Linked DNA regions of Homo sapiens: region 2 is linked to region 1. Evidence: read pairs that join two places in POLR2A ChIA-PET (ENCODE). Cell type or tissue: MCF 10A. All regions are shown on one strand. Each heading gives the region's core, and the rest is flanking DNA. Links, peaks and the distances in the headings are about the cores only. Region 1 has its middle 97 kb from the start of LINC00392. Region 2 holds the start of LINC00393 (long intergenic non-protein coding RNA 393).

What was found. Peaks named below come from ENCODE experiments on the same cell type or tissue, not always from the same donor. Only the 100,000 strongest peaks of a DNase experiment are listed, where the experiment ranks them.
Region 2: POLR2A ChIA-PET joins it to region 1 with 5 read pairs; 4 of 35 experiments call an interaction of 5 or more read pairs at or near these places.

The regions. Positions count from the first base shown.
Region 1 is chr13:73,463,398-73,471,260 of GRCh38, reverse strand. No RefSeq gene overlaps it. Among named protein-coding and RNA genes, the nearest start is that of LINC00392, 97 kb to the left of the region's middle. In MCF 10A, for the core only: no CTCF peak of the experiment used is centred there; DNase peaks (open chromatin) are centred at 3,960 and 5,460.
Region 2 is chr13:73,655,997-73,663,548 of GRCh38, reverse strand. It overlaps LINC00393 (long intergenic non-protein coding RNA 393), which reads left to right and starts at 1,646. Exons shown (of 4, transcript NR_184171.1): 1 at 1,646-1,731. In MCF 10A, for the core only: no CTCF peak of the experiment used is centred there; no DNase peak of the experiment used is centred there.

The DNA.
Region 1 (7,863 bases), core at 1,448-6,447:
GTGTCTGTCTGGTTTTTTAAAATATGTATTTATTTATTTATTTATTGAGATAGAGTCTCACTCCATCACCTAGGCTTAAGTGCAGCAGCACATTCATAGCTCACTGCAACCTCAAATTCCTGAGCTCAAGCAATCTTCCCATCTCAGTCTCCCAAATAGCTGGGACTACAGGCACATGCCACCAATGCCTAGCTAATTTTTTAATTTTTTTGTAGAGATGGAATCTTGCTATGTTTTCAGGGCGGTCTCAAACTTCTGGCCTCAAGGCATCCTACCACCTCAGCCTCCCGATGTCCTGGGATTATAAGCATGAGCCGCCAGTGCCTGGCTAGTTTTTTAAAAATATAATGTTTGTCTCCTACTATCTCTAGGCCACTAACTTAACGCGTTCACACATCAGGTTTTTCAAAAGACAGGTTTTTCGAATCACTGAATTTATTCAAATGAAAAAAAGTCCGACCTGATAGAGTGCCTTTACAGGATACAAAAATGATTTAGATCCAGTACATTGGCTCATGCCTGTAATCTCAGCACTTTGGGAGGCCGAAGTGGGCAAATCATGAGGTCAGGAGTTCGAGACCAGCCTGATCAACATGGTGAAACCCTGTCTCTACTAAAAATACAAAAAATTAGCCAGGTGTGGTGGCGTGTGGCTGTAATCCCAGCTACTCAGGAGGCTGAGGCAGGAGAATCACTTGAACCTGGGAGGCAGAGGTTACAGTGAGCTGAGATGGCACCATTGCACTCTAGCCTGGGGGACAGAGCAAGACTCTGTCTTTAAAAAAAAAAAAAAAAAAAAAAGGAAAATAATTTAGTTTTTTTAAATTTTTTATTTTTAATTCAATAGTTTTGGGGAACAGGTGGTTTTTGGTTACATGGATAAGTGTTTTAGTGGTGATTTCTGAGATTTTGGTGCACTTATTACCCAAGCAGTGTACACTGTACTCAATATGTAGTGTTTTATCCCTTGCCCCCTCCCACTCTTCCCACTGAGTCTCCACAGTTCATTATATCATTCTTATACCTTTGCATCCTCATAGCTTAGCTCTCACTTATAAATGTCTGGTTTTCCATTCCTGAGTTACTTCACTTAGAATAATGGTCTCCAACTCCATCCACGTTGCTGTGAATGCCATTATTTCATTCTTTTTTTATGTCTGAGTGCATTCCATGGTCTATATATACCACGTTCTCTTTATCCACTTGTTGGTTGATAGGCATTTAGGCTGGTTCCATATTTTTGCAATTGCTAATTGTGCTGCTATAAACATGTGTGTGCAGGTGTCTTTTTCATACAATGACTTATTTTCCTCTGGGTAGATACCCAGTAGTGGGATTGCTGGATCAAATGGTGGTTCTACTTTCAGTTCTTTAAGGAATCTTTATACTGTTTTCCATAGCGGTTGTACTAGTTTACATTCCCACCAGCAGTGTAAAAGTGTCCCCTTTTCACCACAACCATGCCAACATCTATTATTTTTTAATTTTTAAATTATGGTCATTCTTGGAGGTGGTAGCTCATTGTGGTTTTAATTTGTATTTCCCTGATACCTAGTGATTTTTAGCATTTTTTTCACATGTTTGCTGGCCATTTGTATATCTTCTTTTGAGAATTGTCTATTCATGTCCTTAGCCCACTTTTGATGGGAGTATTTGGTTTTTTCTTGCTAATTTGTTTGAGCTCCTTGTAGATTCTGGATATTAATCTCTTGTCAGGTGCAGAGTTTGCAAATATTTTTCTCCCACTCTGTGGGTTATCTGTGAACTCTGCTGATTATTCCTTTTGCTGTGCAAAAGCTTTTAAGTTTAACTAGGTACCATCTATGTATCTGTTTTGTTGTATTTGCTTTTGGGTTCTTGGTCATAGACTTTTTGCCTAAGCCAATATCTAGAAGAATTTTTCTGATGTTATCTTCTAGAATTGTTATGGTTTCAGGCCTTAAATTTAAGTCTTTGATCCATCTTGAGTTGATTTTTGTATAAGGTGAGAGTTGAGGAACCAGTTTCATTCTTTGACATGTGGCTTGCCAATTATCTCAGCAGCATTTGTTGAATAAATGTCTTTTCTCCGCTTTATGTTTTTGTTTGCTTTGCCGAAGGTCAGTTGACTGTAAGTATTTGGCTTTATTTAGGGGTTCTCTGTTCTATTCCATTGGTCTATGTGCCTATTTTTTATACCAGTACCATACTGTTTGGTAACTACAGCCTTGTCATATAGTTTGAGGTCGGCTAATGTGATGTCTCCAGATTTGTTCTTTTTGCTTAGTTTTGCTTTGGCTATGAGGGCTCTTTTTTGATTCCATATGAATTTTAGGATTGTTTTTTCTAGTTCTGTGAAGAATTGTGATGATATTTTGATGGGAATTGCATTGAATCTGTAGATTGCTTTTGGCAATATGGTCATTTTCACAGTATTGCCTTTGAATCTCTTTGATTGCATACGTCTGAGAGTGATGCCAAGATACTCTTTAAAAAACTATGCCTTGGTTTTATTAAGAACCAAACACTTTTTAAAATATGAATGGGAATAGAAGAATCCTTCTTAGCTGCAAAAAAAAAAAAAAAAAGAATATGGGAAGTCATTACCCACTCACATTAGATCATAGCTAACATATCACATTGAAATTGCTTTCAACAAACACTGAGTTCCTTCTCTATGGAAGACACAATATCATGTGCTACACCTCATAAAATAGTTTGAATTACCAGAAAATAGAATCCCTTCCTCAATTTTTGTGTGCTAATGGCATTGAAAACAAAAAGGGTGATTCATGTAGAGTAATTCATATTAAAATTTAAAATGCATTAAAATTAAATAAAGGGCATACTTCAAGAGCACATATAATTTACATTTGGGTAATGAGCGAACAGATACTTCCTTTTCTGAATTTTCCCTTGATGTGCCATGAGCAATGTCAACTCTTGATGCCTTCAGCTTTTAAATGGAGTGCTGTGATAGAAGTAGAATTTTAAAACCCATTTGCTTGGGCTTTTTCTCTCCAAAAAAAAAAAAAGTCTTCACTGTATGTTTCTTTATCTATATCTTTTTTTTTTTTTTTTTTTTTTTTTCGGAGATGGAGTCTTGCTCTGCTGCCAGGCTGGAGTGCAGTGACGTGAGTTCAGCTCACTGCAACCACTGGGAACTCCACCTCCCAGGTTCAAGGGATTGTCCTGCCTAAGCCTCCTGAGTAGCTGGGACTACAGGTGTGCACCACCACACACAAATTTGTGTATTTTTAGTAGAGACAGGGTTCCACCATGTTGGCCGGGATGGTCTCGATCTCTTGACCTCATGATCCACCCACCTTGGCCTCCCAAAGTGCTGGGATTACAGGTGTGAGCCACCATGCCTGGCCCTCCTTATTTATATCTTGATAGCTTCCTCCACTTAATGTTACTGTTCCTAATAGTGGTTGGGGTGTGTGTGTGTGTGTGTGTGTGTGTGTGTGTGTGTGTGTGTTTGGGCTAGGAAATGTAGAGTGGAGCATTGTGGTAATTTCTGAGCTGTTACACTGTCATATCACGCACACATGCAAAAGAGGATTTCATTAAGATATGGAGCATTCCACACATTAATGAGACCCAACTTAATTCCATGGAAGTGGTGTGTGATGGTAAACACAGGAAACCTAGGATTTCTTATAAGCTAATGTTTCACACTGTGCAGAGAGCAGCTGTCAGTCTGGGCATTTATATTTTAGCAATCCTCTTGGACAAGACTTTTAAACTACAACCAAGATGCAGGTGGCAGGATGCAGGAGACATGGCCTTCAGGGGAAATTTACTCTGCAATTTCTCAGCAGGGCTGGACTCTACTCAGTAATTATTCCAGCTCTGGGGAAATCCTAGATCTTGACAATTCTCCAGGAAAAGGAGGTGGGTGGAGCAACAATGCTCTTCCGCCCCCAGAAATGCCTGGTAACTTGGAATCATTGGAGAGTGCCCAGCTTGTTCTGGGAAAGAACATATATCCTAGCTAGAGTTAGTTCTTCCACTAGCAGTAAGACAGCCCTTCCCCTATCTTAGCCACGTCAGCAGTTTCCAAAAATCTGTCTTGGGAAGACAATAGTGCTAGTGCCACAGCTACCCATATAGCACCTTTATACAAACACACAAAAGGCACCCCTCTGGGCCAGTGTAGCCTCACCTCAGGGTGTATGGCCCAGTGAGCATGGTGCACACGGGATTTTAGCCCCAGCCTGCTACCTTCTCCACTGGGTGCCCTTGTGTGAGGCACAGCCTACAGGTACAGTAGCTCTGACTTATACTCTTCACTTGCTGTTCTCATTCAAATATTATAAACAAAACAGCAACCATCGGGTGTTTCAGGCTTAATATTTGCAATCTTCAGCAACACCTTGATAACAGTCCATTAAGTGAGATCTGCTGATAGTAAGCCCCCTGATTAAACCTTTGGCTTCCCAGTTTGCCATATCCTGTCTGCTTCAGACACATCATTACCCAGGTTATAAGCTGATGTGTCCAAGATAAAGCCTGACTTTAAGATGACTCTCACAGTGGTTTATTTGTAAGACACGTCAGAAAATTTCAAATTATTTTAAGCCTGTCTTGCATGACTTCATGTTGCAATCCTTACCTGTTATAATCTTCAAGTCATGAAATAACTTTGCAAAAGAATTGTTCATGTACTGTAACACAATTCTAGAGAATTTCTCCTGAGGTTCGTCGAGGTTACAAGAAATTTTTTAAAAAGGGTGGCAGCACTATGCTGAAAATATGTTCCCTTTTAGCTAAGCCACCAACATAAACCATATGTCACTCGTTTCTCTGTGGAAGAAGTGTCCTTTGCAAGGGCAGCCTTGAAGGCACAGGGAGCACAGACGGTCTCTCTCCTCACAGGAGAGAAAAGAGTACCAGGTTGCTGACTAGAAAGGGTTAAACAAGCAGTGGAGAAATGGAAACAGATAAGAACGATTCTTGTCATTTCTTTGCTGCATCCTTGCCTAGCACTGTGCCTAGGACAGAATAGGTGCTCAATGAATGTTTACTACATGATTAATTAATCATCGATTACCATTGCACAATGACCTTGGGACATATGCCACCATCCAGACTCAGTTTATTTATATGTGGAAAATCAATCCAGGGTTTTTAGCTCAGTTTTGGTTCATGCCTTGAGAGACCAAGATTACTGGCTTAATTTTACACATTCCAAAATGGATTCTATTTTTCTCACTTTTAGACACAGTGAACATGACTATGATCACGTGTGCGTCAACTGCATAAGCATATCCTGACAGGTTTGAAAAAATAATAGCTATTTAATTTACAAAGAATGTTGCTATTATTAAGGACATGTCAGTTCCAATGGATTAGGGCAGATCATCACATTTTACAAACTGCCAACATGTAGTGACACTTTCCTCTATAGGATGAGTTTCATCAGATTGAAGTGCTGGTTTCTGGTTTATAATTCAATCCATTTCGCTGACTCACAGAGGGTGGAGTAAAATGACAACGTCCTTTGGTCCTTCAGTCAGAGTTTTTCTTATTACTGGGTGATTATGCATTTATCTTCTTACCACATGAGGTGCTGTGTAAAACCATGGTCAATAATTACCACCCTGAAACTGACTTTTATGTACCCTAGAACTGCCCTCACATAAACACGTTGGATCAGAGAAAACAAATGAAACATAAGACTGTCATTAAACCAAGAAAGTTTGGAGGGACAGGAAGAAAGAAAAATACCATGGCTGTGCCAGCACAAACGTTGCCCAACAAGAGACTTCAATAGCCAGCCACCTTCACTGTCAGGTACATTATGCACAGCTACAGTTACTGCCTGTTGTAAAGGGAAGAAAACACTGGCCAGATACAGCATAACAAAGCTTGCATTGTACACACAAGTATATAGGATATAAATATGGAAAACCAAATGCTATCTCTGTTGAAAGAAAATAGGAGGCCTTTAGTGCGGGCAACTGTCTGAACCGGGAAATTAGGTTTAGACTTAAACCTTCCTCTCTCTCCCACACTCCTACTTTTTGAGGAGTTGGTGTTCTCTGATACTTTTGGCCAAATGTGTACAGACAGCTGTTGAAGTGTGATAAGGGATTTATGCCCTTCTAGAGTAGGCATAAAGGACTCCAGAGAACCTGGGGTTGTGTGACAGTTCAGAAACTACCAGTAGATACAATGACAATGAAATTATAAACTCCCTGTAGTGCTTTTTATGTTTAATATATGTTCCTTTCTAGCTAAGCCCATTTAAAATTAGGAACAATAGACCTTTGCCAAACGCTTTGGTAGTACTGCCTCTGTGTGCTGTGCCAATGACAGCCCTTACCTCCTCCCTAAAAGCAAAAACAGTCCAGACGTTGACAGTCATCACTTCCTCCCTTTTCTTCATGGTTTATGCCCTAAATGTACATCCTTATATACAATAGTACAGTATTTATTTAAAATACTTAAAAATAAATGTCTTTGAGGGCTCTCAAATTACAGCTTCCCCCCTCCCCCTTTTTTGCTTTTTGCAATTTGAAGAAATTGAGTGATTTGGCCTGTGAAGTTTCCTGTAGACTGGATTTTGGTGATGTAATCCCTCTAAGGTAATTCCAGCTTTTTTTTTCCTGGTCTCTAATTTTCTGAGGCTTGATTCTATTTAGGTTTATTCTTTTTTTTTCCGAAATAAGTTTATGGGTGGCAATGTGTTTTTGCATTGGGAGGCACTTAAAAAAAATTAGGGGCCAGGCGTGGTGGCTCACACCTGTAATCCCAGCACTTTGGGAGTCCAAGGCAGGTGGATCTTCTGAGGTTGGGGGTTCAAGACCAGCCTGACCAACATGGAGAAACCCCGTCTCTACTAAAAATATGAAAATAGCCAGGAGTGGTGGCACGTGCCTGTAATCCCAGCTACTCAGGAAGGCTGAGGCAGGAGAATCGCTTGAACCGGGGAGGCGGAGGTTGCAGTGAGACAAAGTTGCGCGCCACTGCACTTCAGCCTGGGCAACAAGAGCGAAACTCCGTCTCAAAAAAAAAAAAAAAAAAAAAATTAAAAACAGTTTAATTTAGGAAAGATTGATTTTTAATAGATTTCCCATTTAATATTTGAATAAACAAAGTGCAGTTGGCCCTCTGTATCCATGGGTTCCACATCTATGGATTCAGTTTGCTGTGGATTAAGAATATTCAGAAAAAAAAAAAAGAAAATAACAATAATAAAAACAATGCAAATGAAAACATACAGTATAACAACTATTTACTTAGCATCTACATTGTATTATAAATAATCATAAGTAATCAAGTATCATACGTAATCTAGAGATGATTTAAAGTATATGGGAGGATGTGCATAGCTTATATGCAAATACTGCACTCCATTTTATATATGTGACTTGAGCATCCACAGATTTTGGTATCTATGGTGGGGTGGGGAGTGCCCGGGAACAAATTCCCTACAGGCACTAAGGGATGACAGTATAGCCAATTCTTGAGTATCTGTGTCAATAAAGGAAAATGGTAGCATACTGATGGAAAAGAAAAACAATCAATGAATCCTGAATATTTCTCCTTGAAAAGTGTTTCTGTATTTACATTTTACTGTAGGTATGCCTCAATCCTGGAGATTTGAAATATTTAAACAAATTAATGAAGCCCTAATTCTGGAGAAGGTGGAGGACAAGCCATCTCCCCCATTCCATTAGCTGCACAACTCCTCCCCACCCCTCACTTTGTGCAAAAAACTGACAGTGTTGACAGTCAACACTGCACAGCATGGATAATGAAAACATGGCACATATACACAATGGAATACTATTTAGCCATAAAAAGAATGGAATCCTGTCTTTTACGGCAACATAGATGAACCTGGAGCCATATTATGCCAAGTGAAATAAGCCA
Region 2 (7,552 bases), core at 2,553-7,552, 190 kb before region 1:
AGGACTATAGTAAGTACTACAAAAGTGACTTCCTATGTTTGTTATCCAAAAAGCCCTACTAATTGGATCAAGAAAACCTGTGATTACCAAGTCCTTTCCCACCTATAAACCCCTTACCACACCTTTCTTAACTTTCTAGGCATTTCTTGTTCTATGAAAATGCAAGTGGGCAGCCAGGAGCGGTGGCTCATGCCTATAATCCTAGCAGTTTGGGAGGCCAAGGCGGGCAGATCACTTGAGGTCAGGAGATTGAGACCATCCTGACCAACATGGTGAAACCCCCCTCTCTACTAAAAATACAAAAATTAGCGGGGCGTGGTGGCTCGCACCTGTAATCCCAGCTACTCGGGAGGCTGAGGCACGAGAATCGCTTGAACCGGGAGATGGAGGTGCAGTGAGCTGAGATCGCGCCATGCACTCCAGCCTGGGTGACAGAGCGAGACTCTGTCAAAAAAAAAAAAAAAAAAAGAAAAGAAAACCAAAAGAAAACAAAACAAAACCAAAAATGCAAGTCAGCAACTTTAGGCTATAAGCTTCTTGAAGCTTCTCTTATTAGTCCCCAGAACATGCACAGTACTTGATAAATATGGTTTTGAATGAATAACTGACTGGCTAATGGAAAGTGTCCTCTCCCCAGGAAGGTCTGTTCAGAGATTTCTGAACAAGGAAGAGAGCTAGTTATAACCTCTTCTCCTTTTTCTTGTGAACTCAAGAGTTGTCAATGGAAGGAATAAGAATAGCAGAGTACTTTCAGAGCAGAGGGCTGCCAACCAGAGAATTGCTCTAAGTGTGGTGGTGTCTTGCCAGTCCCTAGATAGCAAGAGGGAACTGGGTGCCTAGGAAAGGTCACTGGGAGGAGACATTAGGAAGTGGAGGAGTGTTCTTTCTCCATTCAGGTGCATAGATTTAAGGTCGGCTGAGAAGAAACACAGCCCAAAGGTTGGGTTCGAGGACAGGAAACCTGGCTGGAAGAAAATCAGACATGAAAATTGGCTGGAAGGAATATGTTTCAACGACTCATCCACCAGCTGTTTCCTCACTTTCCTCACTGCATCACTGGGTCATCCTTCAAGTAGGGGCGTTTGGAGCTGGGAGAAACCCTAAAGAAAGTTTTTTTTCGATGAGGATCATGGCTCCATAAGCCTCATTTTTTACAAATGCCACTGGAGCCAAACTCTAGGGGCAGGGCGGGTTTAACCCCAATCTCCCAAATCCCACATCCTGGGTTTCCGAAAATGGGGCGTGGCCCACATGTAGCAGAGGTGCAGAGAAATACAGCCCCCAGCTTGGCTGGGACAGGATGGGCGTGGTCATGGCCCATTGCAAGCGGCAGGTGAAGTGCCTGGGCGAGGTCTGGGCAAAGGGAAGTGGACGGCCCAGGTGAAGAGAAGCGAGGCAGAAATTAGGGAGGGGGCGTGGCCGATTTAGAGAAGCAATCAGAGTGAATAGGGCGTAGCTGTGGGGACAGGCGTGACATGGAAGAGCATAGGGGCCAGTCAGGGAGGAGACCTTGGAGGGAGAGAAATGGAGGGTGCCTGAGGGGGATGTGCTAAAGCCAAAGCACATTTGCCCCCTCCCAGCGGGTAGGGGAGTGGTGGAGGCGGAGCACAGAGGTGTGGCCTGTCAGAGAAGGCGTTGTTACGACAGCACAGAGAGTACGGCCCTAGGAGCAGGACCCTGCACACAGCTGAGCTCAGAGGCTCCAGTCTGGCCACGAGAATGCAATGGGAGGTAAGGAGTGACAAGGAGAACAAAAGCAGCTTTGTCCTGGTGGTGGTGGTAGGGCCAAGGCAGAGCGCAGAGGTTTGGCCTGGAAAAGAGGGTCATGGTGGTGTGGGTAGTTGTGGCCCTGCCAGGAAAAGCGTGGCTCTGTGGAGCCAAAGGGCCTGGTTTCAGGGCGTTGCCATGAAGAAGCGCAGGGGCTTAGTGAAGTCATGGCCCAAGCCAGATTGTAGAGGGGTGGGTGGCTTTGAGGGATGGTGACCCAGACGGAGCACAGGGGCGTAGTCATAATGGACCAGATATGGCTTCCGCAGGAGGAACCACACGAAACACAGAAGGCCACTGACTTATGTGTCTACCACATTCCTTTGTCTCTCCAAAAAGTCCCTGCTTCTTCCACAGTCTTCCAGAAGCCCCTGTTCCCTCTCATAATTGCATGACTCTCCCACAATTCTTAGTGACTGTGATGGAGTACAGCAGCAGGCCCATCAATAACTGCAAATGTGGCTCCAGCAGGAGAGGCGTTGTGGGGCAGGAGGGGACGTGGTCACGAAGGAGCAAACATGGTGTGGCCTCGGAGAGAGGGGCAGGGCTCTGCCAGACCGTGAGGGCGCCGCCAGACCTGACAGGGGCGGACCCAATAGAAAAGCGGGTGGAAGAGCACAGGGTGAATTCTCTATCTCATCGTACTTTCTTTCCTACAATTCACTATCTCACAGTGTTCTGTTCTCACCCACAATTCTGTTTCCTCCCACAATCCTGTGCTCTCCCACAATCTCGTTCTCTTCCATAATCCAGTTTTCTCCCACCATCCTCAGTGCTCTCCCACAGCCTTCTCTGCCCTTCCACAACCCTCCCTGCTCTTGCAGTCCTCCATGTCCTCCCACAATTTCTGTGCCCTCTCACAATCCTCCATAATCCAGTGAACCTCTATGGTCTCCCACAGTTCTCTTTGCTCTTCCCAGAATTCTCTGCTTTCTCCAACAAGGCTCCATTCTTTCCCACAATTCCCTATCTCTCCCTGAATTCTTTGTTCTCCCCTTTAATTGTATGTCTTCCACAATTCTCTGTGGCACCTCACTAGGGGTTGTGACTCTAAATGGAAAGTGTGGCATTAGAATTGCCTGGGAGAGTGGCCCTAGCAGAAGAGGCAGCTTTGCAGCGTTGCGGGGTAGGGTGGAGGAGCATGATGATCTTGAAGGGGCGAAGGTGGCTTTACCAGTTCAGAGGAAGTGCTCAAAGCTGAAAGGAATCCATCTTCCCTCCCTTTCTCCCTCCTACCCTCTTTTCCTTCTTTTGAAAGCTTTTGAGGAATAAATCAATCCTTCCTTCTATCCACCCAGGTGTTCTAAAGTCTATTCTTTTTGTATTTGATCTTGAAAGGCTATACATTTGAGATCATAGGATCACTTCTATATTTAATGTAATTAGGCCCAGACTTTTCAGAGGGATTGAGGTTCTTCGAATCAGCTGTATGGAGACTGCACATTTGTGGGAATACTGTTGTTGAAGACAGTTACTTTTTCTCTTAACAAATATCTATTGAGTACTCTATGCCAGGCACTGAGTTAAGTGCTAGGGACAAACTGATGAATAAAACACACTCTTATGCAAGAAAGTATGCTGTGATATATAGTAAGAGTTTTAATAGAAGCACATTAAGGGTGCCATGGGTGGCCTAAATCAGCCTGGGAAGTTCAGGCATGTTTGAACTGTCTTGAAGAAGCAGTATTAAGTGGGAAGACTTGAGAGGGCGCAGACAATGAGGAATGATAAAAGGAATTTGGAATGCAGAGCATGAAGGCACACTAATGTTGACTACTCAAGGATGGTTAAGTAGATCAGTGTGGCTGGAGAATAGAGAAAGCCGAGTGGTGAGTAGCGGGAAATGAGATTCCAAACATGGATAGAGGTATGTGATCTTCGAGATAATAGGGAGTCATTGAAAAATTTTATTCAGGAGCTAGGCACAATTATATGTATTTTAATTATACAAAGGTCATTTCTGAAGAAGTTTAGAAGATAGGTAGGAAGGGATGACACTGGACTGAGACAAACTGGTTATAGGGTGAGCCCAACAGTTTATGTAGGAAATGTTGAAATCCTGAACTTCATACAGTGCAGTAGTGAATTGTATGAAGAGAAGAGACATTTCAGATATTCAGGGTATTCTTATTGTCCCCTATATAAAATTTTAGAGAATCGTTGTCGTGAGTTGGAAAGGGCATGGATTTTAGAATCAGAAATTTAAACAGTCCTCAAATCAAATTTTAGTTCCCCAAGTATTAGCTGAGTAGAGAAATATCTTGTCTTCAGTTTCCTTATCCACAAAATAGGAATAATAATGTCTAGCTCACAGAGCTGTTAATAATGAGCAATGTGTATAAAGTGCTTACCACTATGTTATGGACTGAATATTTGTGTCTCTTAGAAATCATATGTTGGCTGGGCATGGTGGCTCACCCCTTTAATCCAAGCACTTTGGGAGGCTGAGGTGAGAGAATTACTTGAGGCTAGGAGTTTAAGAACAGCCTGGGCAACTTAGTGAGACCTCATCTCTACAAAATATTTCAAAAATTAGCTGGGTGTGGTGTGCACATCTATAGTCCCTACTACTTGGGAGGCTGAGGTGTGAGGATCACTTGAGTCCGGGTTGTCCAGGCTGCAGTGAGCCATGATGGCACCACTGCACTTCAGCCTGGGTGACAGAGTGAGACCACCCCATATGATGGTAGTAAGAGGTGGGGAGCCTTTGGAAGCTAATCTCGCTTTCCACCATGTGAGAATGTGAGAACTTGGTGCTCTACAACCAGGAAGAGGGCCCTCACCAGAAACTGACCATGCTGGCACCCCTTCTCAGACCTCCAGCCCCCAGAACTGTGAGAAATAAATTATTTAAACACCAGCCTATAGTACATGGTTATAGCAGCCTACTAAGCTAACACAGCATAGTAACTAGAACTTTATGGTTGACTTATCTTTATGTAACTCATATATAAATGGTTCACTTTTTTTTTTTTAGGTTCCAGGAAGTTCAGAGTTGAATATAATACCAATCAACCAAAATCACATAGACCTTGGGACTGACATATATGCTTTCTCTATCTTTTACTATTTCTATGATATTAACTTTACTGAGTGTTCAGTCCTTTGCTGTAAACCACCTCATATTCTTTTGGAGAAAAAGGTAAAGAAGAAATGGATGGGTAGATAGATGTCAATATTACCCCAAAGTTAGGGATTTAAAACAACAACCCTTATTTAGCTCACAATTCGGTGGGTCTGCAATTTGTGCTGGGCTGGGTTCAGCTACGACAGCTCATCTCTGTTGCAGTTAGTGGCGGCTGGGCTCAGTAATGCTTTTGTAGCCAGCTGGCAGCCAGCATCCTCACTCACAATTTGGTTCCCTGTTGGTTATTGGCAGGGGCTAGCAACTGAGCTAGTCTAGGCTGTTTCACATGGTGGTTGTTGCAGGGTTTCCAAGATTAACAGAAGAGGGCTATTTCCATTGTAAGCACTTTTCAAGTCCCTTCATTACGTTTGCTAATGTGCCACTGGCCAAAGCGGGTAACATGGCCAAGTCTAGGCTTAAGCAGTGAAAAAAATAAACTCCATCTCAGATGGGAGGAGCTGCAAGTCGTATTACAAATGGATGAGAAGGAATTTGTGGCTTTTTTTTTTTTTTTTTTTTTTTTTTTTTTTTTCACAATCGCCACCATCTGGGCTAGCTTAGGTTCTTTCACATGGAGTTTGCTAGACTAGGTTTCCCTGGCTATTATCCAATAACATTTCACCACTCATACTCCCACTATTTGAGGATCTCCAGCTTCCTGCAAAGTCCTCAGAGTCCATCTCTAAGAGTCTCCAAAGAGTACCTCATTGTTCTCAGTTGCCTCCTACTTAAAGATATTTTCTTTTTGCACCAGCCTCCTCTCTGCTCAGTGGGTGCCCTAGATCTGCCAGATGCTGCTCTCCTCATGAGTATTTGATTTTTTTGCTAACACTAGCTCCTTTACCACTGATGCAGTGGAGTCTTTGAGGCACTAAAGTTACATAGTGTGTTATAGCACTGCTGGGAGAAAACCATTCTTCCCTTTTCCCATTACTCTTGGCTACTAGTACTGCTCATGCCTCAGTGTCTCATAGTATTTTGAAAACACACTCTCTTTTTAGATTTTTCATATAGCCCACCACTCCCACCAATCACAAGTTCATTGGCTATAGATTGAAAGTTGTGAGGAATACTGACTCAAGATAAATCTAAGTTTATAAGAAATTCATCTTCAGGTTGCCCCATCCAATGATTAAGGCCTGTTGATATAGTTTGGAGGTTTATAGTTTGTCAAAATGTGATCCCCAAAGTTGGAGATGGGACCTATTGGGAGGTGTTTGGGTCATGGGGGTGGATCCCTTATGAATGGTGTGGTGCCCTCCTCATAATAATGAGTGAGCTCTCACTCTACCAGTTCATACATGGTCTAGTTGTTTAAAAGAGGCTGCCACCTCCTCCCTCTCTCCCTTGTTCCCTCTCACCATGTGACACATCGGCTCCCCCTTTGCCTTCCATCATGACTGTAAGCTTCCTGAGGCCCTCAACACAAGCAGATGCTGGCACCATGCTTCTCATACAGCCTGCAGAAATGTGAGCCAAAAGAAACCTCTTTTCTTTATAAATTACCCAGCCTCGGATATTTCTTTAAAGCAACATTAATGGACGAATACACTCATCCACCTGACTCATTCCTTTATTGTGAGCTTTTTCTCTCTATAAATTCCTTAAGATAACATCATCAGTTCACCAAGCATAGTCAGAAATGACTGAATCTTAGTGAAGGAAAGGAGTTTCCAGATGAACTCCCTACTTCATTTGTTTTACAAGTAGTATTGCTAGTATTACTATTATTACTACCTGTACCAACAGCTGCCACTTATCCATACAGCCCTGTAAGACAAGTGCTATTATGGTCCCTAATTTGTAGATGGGGAAACTGAGGCTTAGAAAGGTGAAGAAAATTAGTCTGTATCTCAAAGCAAGTACATAGCACAGCTGGGATTTGAACACAGGCATACTGACACCAAAGCTCATTCACCTAATGGCCTCATTATATTCCATCCCCTACGTGTAAATCATTTTACTAGGTATATATTTCAGAGTTTTTGCTTTAAAGGTTAGGTATTATGAATACAGTGCTGAAGAGCAGATATTTCTTTTTTTTGCTAACAGAGGAGAACTAAAACCAACTCTGAGTGAAGAAAGGAGTGTTTAAAAGGAGAGAATCACAGGCAGTCATTGTAAAAACTGGTACCTGCCTGGCTTTAAGGCTCTATACCTTGTAATATAGTATAGTATAGTAATTTAAAACATGCTACTAGTATGTTTATATTACTATAGTACTAGTACACTAGTAGTATAGTATAATAATTTAAACATGTGTAGCCGTAGATGTGATGGCCTTGCCAGAAAAGAAAGGGAAGGAAAAGGAACTATTCAGGACACTCCTCCAAATTTCAAGAGTGTCAGGTGGTACAAAAGAAAAGAGCATGAGACATGAATTCAGATTTTCTTGGGTCCAAAAACTAATTTTTTCATTACATGTTGTACTGTTGAGTGAGTCATTGAAACTTCACTCTTCTCTACTGAAAGATGATATGACCTTCCCCATTGAGTTGTGAATATTAAATAAGTTAATGCATGCAAAGCATTTTAGCTTAGTACGTGAACCAGAATATGTTCCACTCGAGAAACTACAGCTATTATTATAAACGTTAAACCTTTTGAAACAAGGTGGAAAAAATAAGCAATTATTCTAATACCAAATGCAACTACAAA